Linked DNA regions of Mus musculus: region 2 is linked to region 1. The links are chromatin loops, found by intact Hi-C in ENCODE. Cell type or tissue: heart. All regions are shown on one strand. Links, peaks and the distances in the headings refer to the core of each region. The heading gives the core; the rest is flanking DNA.

Region 1 (2,813 bases), core at 26-2,525:
TCACAGAGGTCAAAACAGAATATTCGATCCCAATGAGTAATAGGCATGAGCCACCTGATGTGGGTGCCGGGAACAGAACACAGGTCCTCTGAAAAAGCAGCAGGGACTTTTAACTGCTGAGCCCTCTCTCCAGCCCCTCAAATGTGTTTTTAGTGAACCTTAGGATGGAATGCTTCATGAGGGGATTCCTTAAATAGCTTTGTGGTCATGCCACTGCACTGAGTAAGGATTTTCAGCAGTATAGTGAAAAGGCTGAAAGATTAGCATATAAAACTACTTAACCCAGAATTGTGCAGAACAGGAATTAATTATCAGAGTTGGAATGGAATGGTATTTGTTTGGTAGGATGGGGCTCTAGTGTGCTTCTCTGTTGCTGTGATAAAACACTGGCTAGAAAAACTTGGAAGAAATATTTATTTAGCTTACAGATTACAGCTCATCATTAGAGAAGCCAAAGTAGGAACTCAAATTAGATGCTTGGAGCTGAAATAACGAAAGAATGTTTCTTTCTGACTTGCTTTCCCTGACTTGCTCAGTCTGCTTTCTTATACAGCCTAGGGCCAGGGATTACATCACTTACTGTGGGGGCTGGGCCCTCCCATGTCAATCATGAATCAAGAAAACTCCCCATAGACAGTCCCACAGGCCAATGTGAAGAGCTTACACCTCAGCCATGGGCCCCTCTTGCAGATGTCTCTAGTTAATATCAAGGTGCCCCAAACTAACCAGAACAGTATTTTCTTGGAACAATGTTGCTGCTGCTTTTAAGCTCTATTTTCTGAATTGAAAGAGATGCTCTCTCTTTTCCTTAGGCTGTATGTGACACATACCACTTAGGTAGATTGTACTCGTACAATCAGAAATAAAGCAAGCCTTCTTTGAAAATTTTGCACTGTCTTCAGAATTCCAATCTGTCTGTCCTCTGGGCTCAGGAAGTGGGTTTATAGTCTCCAAATATTAATGTGTGTCATTGTTTTTGTAGATAACCCTCTCATTAAATGCTTGGCTGCTTGTACCATCTAGGAAATAGCCTCTAGTACCAAGTCTCAACAGATGGTTCAGCTGTCCCAGATTATAAAACAAGGTGACAGCATTTGAAATAGACTTCTATTTTTCAAGAACAGTGCTTCTGCTCTGCCCTCCCTGCCGAAGAACAAGAGGAGGAACTAGCATGCTTCCTCTTTGACCAAACCAGGGTCTTTCAAGCCCCCGACTCTCCTCCCTTCAACACCTCTACATCAGCCAGTGCTAAAAATAAATCTTAGCAAGTTGGTTTAGCCAGAACCTTTGCCCTGGAAAGTTGGTCAAATTCCTCACTCCTCTAGATGTTCCAACTCCTGACATCCTCTGTGATGGCTTGGCAGCAATTCTTGCAAAAGTAGAAGAGGATACGTAGGGTCACACCACTCATTTATCTCTCCTCTGTTCCCTTACTTGCCCCTTAAAAGGCACTTGACTTTTATTCTTGCTCTCCTCTGGTATAATTTTCCTATTAAGTGTATTTTTCTGAAAATGAAAGACAAGAAGGAAATTGTTTGAAAAATTCGCTTTGGTCTCATAATGGCTCCATATCCAAGAAGAAGAATCATGCCCTTCATTTCCCTGACAAAAACAATGAAAGGAAAAATATAATTAGATCCAAACCATGACTTGTATTTCAGGAAGTTTTTGTGGTAATGATAAAACTTAAGTTCACGATAATGATTATTTGTATTTTCAAACTTCTGTGAAATACTTCACATTTTTCAAAGTACACATACACCAAAAGGCAGGAAGAACCACATGAGAAGTGTTCTGGTCCGTGCTTAGCAGCTGCCTAAGACCAGGTGACATCTAGAGGTTCCTGGGGGCTTCTCTCTGGTGCCTTTTGGAGGGCTTGTCCTAGAGAAAAGTAGCCACCTACGGAACCTCAAGTTCACCACAAAAGAGAAGACCCAGGCGAGTTCTGTGGTAGACGCTGTCCTCCAGGTAAGGGAGCAGACACACAGGACACCTGCAGGCCAGTTCATGCTTCAGATGGCCGAGAGAGCATTATGGTTCCTTCAGATGGCTGAGATAGCATTATGGTTTCTTCAGATGGCCGAGAGAGCATGATGGTGCAAATAAGAACTGCCTAGCTGGGCACTTTGTGATTCCTTACCCACACGCTGGTGAGCAGAACAAAGTGATGGTTGTTTTAAACTAGTATTTTTACACAGTTGGCCATGTAGGAATGGAACTATAATAGGAAGAAGACAACATTTTTAGAGGAGGCACTTGAATAGATTATAAATGTGACAGAAGAATGAGAGATAGAGTATGGACTGAGAGTCCTTTTGGAAAACCATTCCTTCTTTCAGGGGAACAGAAAAGTGGGTTGAAGGGCCAAAATGGAGAGAAAATATGTAGATGGGCTTGACTACATTAAAATTTGAGGGTTCTGAAATCAACACTTATGTCCATAAAAGAGCTTAAACACAAATATCCACCAAACTGGAAACAGCTCAAATATCCACTAACAGGAACATATTTTAAAACCTGTATTATTTAAAAGAAACAATTTTCTTCAGTGGCAAAGTGAAGGATTTGTAATAGCTTTGCCTTGTTTAATATTCATTTTATCTTTTATAAAAGAAAGAATATATTAATAAAAATACAACAGATGGGAATGAACAAAACAAAAATTCAAGTCATTTACAGTGTATTCCACTTGAGCTACTTTTAAAAAAAAAGTGATTTCCCTAGAGAACGAAGAGCTGAGAAAATGAGAATATGAGAAAATGAGAAAATGACCTCTGAGAGATAAGCCTTCACATACATAAACAACATTCTGC
Region 2 (2,813 bases), core at 18-2,517, 320 kb before region 1:
GCATTTCAAGAGGTATCTGCGACCCCTTTCTATGGTCCACAAACACACAGTGACAGTCAAGATTGGGTAAATTCTGAAGTTGGAAGAAGGAATGTGGAGGGTGGATATGATGAAAATATGTTCTATTTGAAATTCTCAAAGGATAAACATTAGGGCAAATTTAAGTACAAGAGATTGCAGCAGAATAAGTGGTAAGACTAAGTATGAATGTTCTGCCCTCATTTGGAAAGGGGGAGGTGTTCTTCATATTAAATGAAGTTTTAAAAGGAGTTTTTCATGCAGAAAGGGTGACCCTTACCTGAAGCGCATAAAGCAAATACTGCCAGGTACTTTTTCAAGGTAGCAGTAAATGTGGCTGGGAATACAGAAGTAATTAACTCACTACAGTCTAGTGCATGACTTCCTCTATTGTTCTGTACCGAGCCAGCCAGCAGCTGCTGCAATAATTTTCAGAAGCAAACAATAAAAGATGCTGTGGTGGTTTTAATATGGTTGGCCCAGGGAGTGGCACTATTAGGTGTGGCCTTGTTAGAGGAAGTGTGCCACTGTGAGGGTTGGCTTTAAGACTCCTTGCTGTGTCGGAGACAGTCTGCTCCTGGTTTCCTTTGGATGAAGATTTAGAACTCTCAGCTCCTCCTACACTATGCCTGCCTGGAAGCTGCCATGCTCCCATCTTGATAACAGGAACCTCTGAACCCATAATCCAACCCATTTTAAATGTTGTTCTTTAAGTGTTGCCTTGGTCATGGTGTGTTGCAGACCGTCCAGCAGCTCGCAAGAAACGGGGTATGGCTAAAGAGGCAGACTCAAGCTGAAAGAGAGGGAACTAGACGGATGAGAGAAAGAATGGAGCTAAGTCAAGACCTTCTGATCAAAGCTCAATTTTAATATCGGAGAACTCGCCTTATAAAGAAGGGGGGGGGGCATTCCCGCCAAATCATCCTTGGAGTCCAGCTGCAGGTGACCACGTGTAGTCTCCAGAACAGCTAGGCTGCAGGTAGCAGCAGCGGCAGTGGCAGAACAATAGGGTGATCCAGGGAGGCAGGCTCCACCCCAGGTGATCTCCTAGTGACCACAAGTCAAGCCTGGCTCAGCCTGCTTCAGGCTGTGGGGGGAGGTTACAATGGTGTCTCTTCATAACAATGGAAACCCTAAAACAGAAGTAAACTTAGGTCAGATTTCTTGGGATTGCTGTGGGTAGAATTATGATTGATCTATCTCTCAGGGCTGATGGGGATAGAGCAGGATAGAATTCTTGGGACTGAGGTGGGTAGTATAGACTAGACCTTCCAGCACTGATGTCCCTAGCTCCACCTGAGACCAAATGGGAACTCTTTATGATTGTGTCCCAGTTCTAAAGCTTACTACCCCAAGCTCATGAGCTTTTACTCCTCTATTGCTTCAGTTTAACCTATAAAATAAAGCTAATATGTCATAAAGCATAGATTAAATACAAGAGAAGTACTTAGAACGGCATTGTCTGGATTATAGATCCTATTTATATACTACTAGTTACAAGCATGGAGGAAGCTGCGATCTAAGAAACATTTCTTGTAAGAAAACAGCACAAGGAAAACAGGGGGACTATCTTAAGGAAAGACAAATCCTGTTTGAACAAGAAGACATGGCTATTAGAATCAGCCATAGACATCTTTCAAAAAGTGAAGATGTTCAATACTCAAACTGCCAGTTAAGCACTCCAGATATCATCTCGGATTCTCAGCCAAAGGGAGAAAAAAAAATGTTCAAAATGTAAACAAATAATCACAGGGAGGGAAAATCTACTTGGACATTCAGAAGGAAATAGGAATTGAAAACAAAATTCATAGTGAAATGTAGCTCATTGGTCATAAAAGCACCCCAGGAAAGTTGAGCAGTGGCCACAAAACTGAGGGACTGGAAACGGCTTTCTCATCAAAAAATAGAATGAAAGAAAAGTCAGAGTTTTGAAATGTAGAAGTAAAAAGTGATAACATTGAGTCAGAAAAAAAGCTATGCAAATATAAGTGATGAGAAAAACCTCCCAAAGCCAGCCATCAACAGAAGGTCACAGTGTTTTAAAGGCATGGTGTGTGCGTGCAGGTCCTTCGCTCCTGTGTGACCTGCTGAGAACAGCCAATATTTTTTTATTAATCATTTCACTTGTTTACATTTCAAATGATATCCCCCTTCCTGATTACCCCTCTACAAACCTCCTATCCCATACCTCTTCTCTCCTTTCCTTTTGCCTCTATGAGGGTGCTCCTCCACCCATTCACCCACTCCCACCTCATCGTTCTAGCATCCCCCTATGCTGGGGCAGCAAGCTGCCTCCCCTCCCATTGATGTAAGATAAGGCCATCCTCTGCTCCATATGTATCTGGAATCATGGCTCCCTCCATGTATACTCTTTAGTTGGTGGTTTAGTCCCTGAGAGCTCTGGGTGGTTCAGTTAGTTCTTCGTATGGGGTTGCAATCCCCTTCAGAGAGCAGCCAATTTTACAGAGAACTTTCTTTGTCAATGGTTGTCATGAGGAAGGGTCCCCCCACCCCCCACCCCCATCACTGATGGTGTCCTGTAGTGAGCTTGGCATATTCTCCATTTACATCTTTTCCCTAACCCTTCTGTGCCTCTGTGAACTTGCCTCTGCCTTATAGATTACTGGTGTTCACTAGTCTGCAAGTCACTCTGAGTAAAGGCCTCATCTTTATACTCATCAGTAGTTCTTATTGAATCTCATACTTCTTCAGGTTGTAGGTATCTCCATTAAGAGCCAGGTGTGGTGACATGGACCTGAGAGGGTGGGGCAGTAAGAGGATGAGGCCAGAGGATT

The links. A loop is a pair of places that touch in the nucleus more often than their neighbours do. Peaks named below come from ENCODE experiments on the same cell type or tissue, not always from the same donor. Only the 100,000 strongest peaks of a DNase experiment are listed, where the experiment ranks them.
Region 2: a loop joins it to region 1, with 5 times the contacts of the local background. A loop is called at or near these places in 16 of 42 quality-filtered maps.

The regions. Positions count from the first base shown.
Region 1 is chr16:58,293,128-58,295,940 of GRCm38, reverse strand. No RefSeq gene overlaps it. Among named protein-coding and RNA genes, the nearest start is that of 4930461C15Rik, 110 kb to the left of the region's middle. In heart, for the core only: no CTCF peak of the experiment used is centred there; a DNase peak (open chromatin) is centred at 1,310.
Region 2 is chr16:58,610,806-58,613,618 of GRCm38, reverse strand. No RefSeq gene overlaps it. Among named protein-coding and RNA genes, the nearest start is that of Ftdc1, 4.8 kb to the left of the region's middle. In heart, for the core only: no CTCF peak of the experiment used is centred there; no DNase peak of the experiment used is centred there.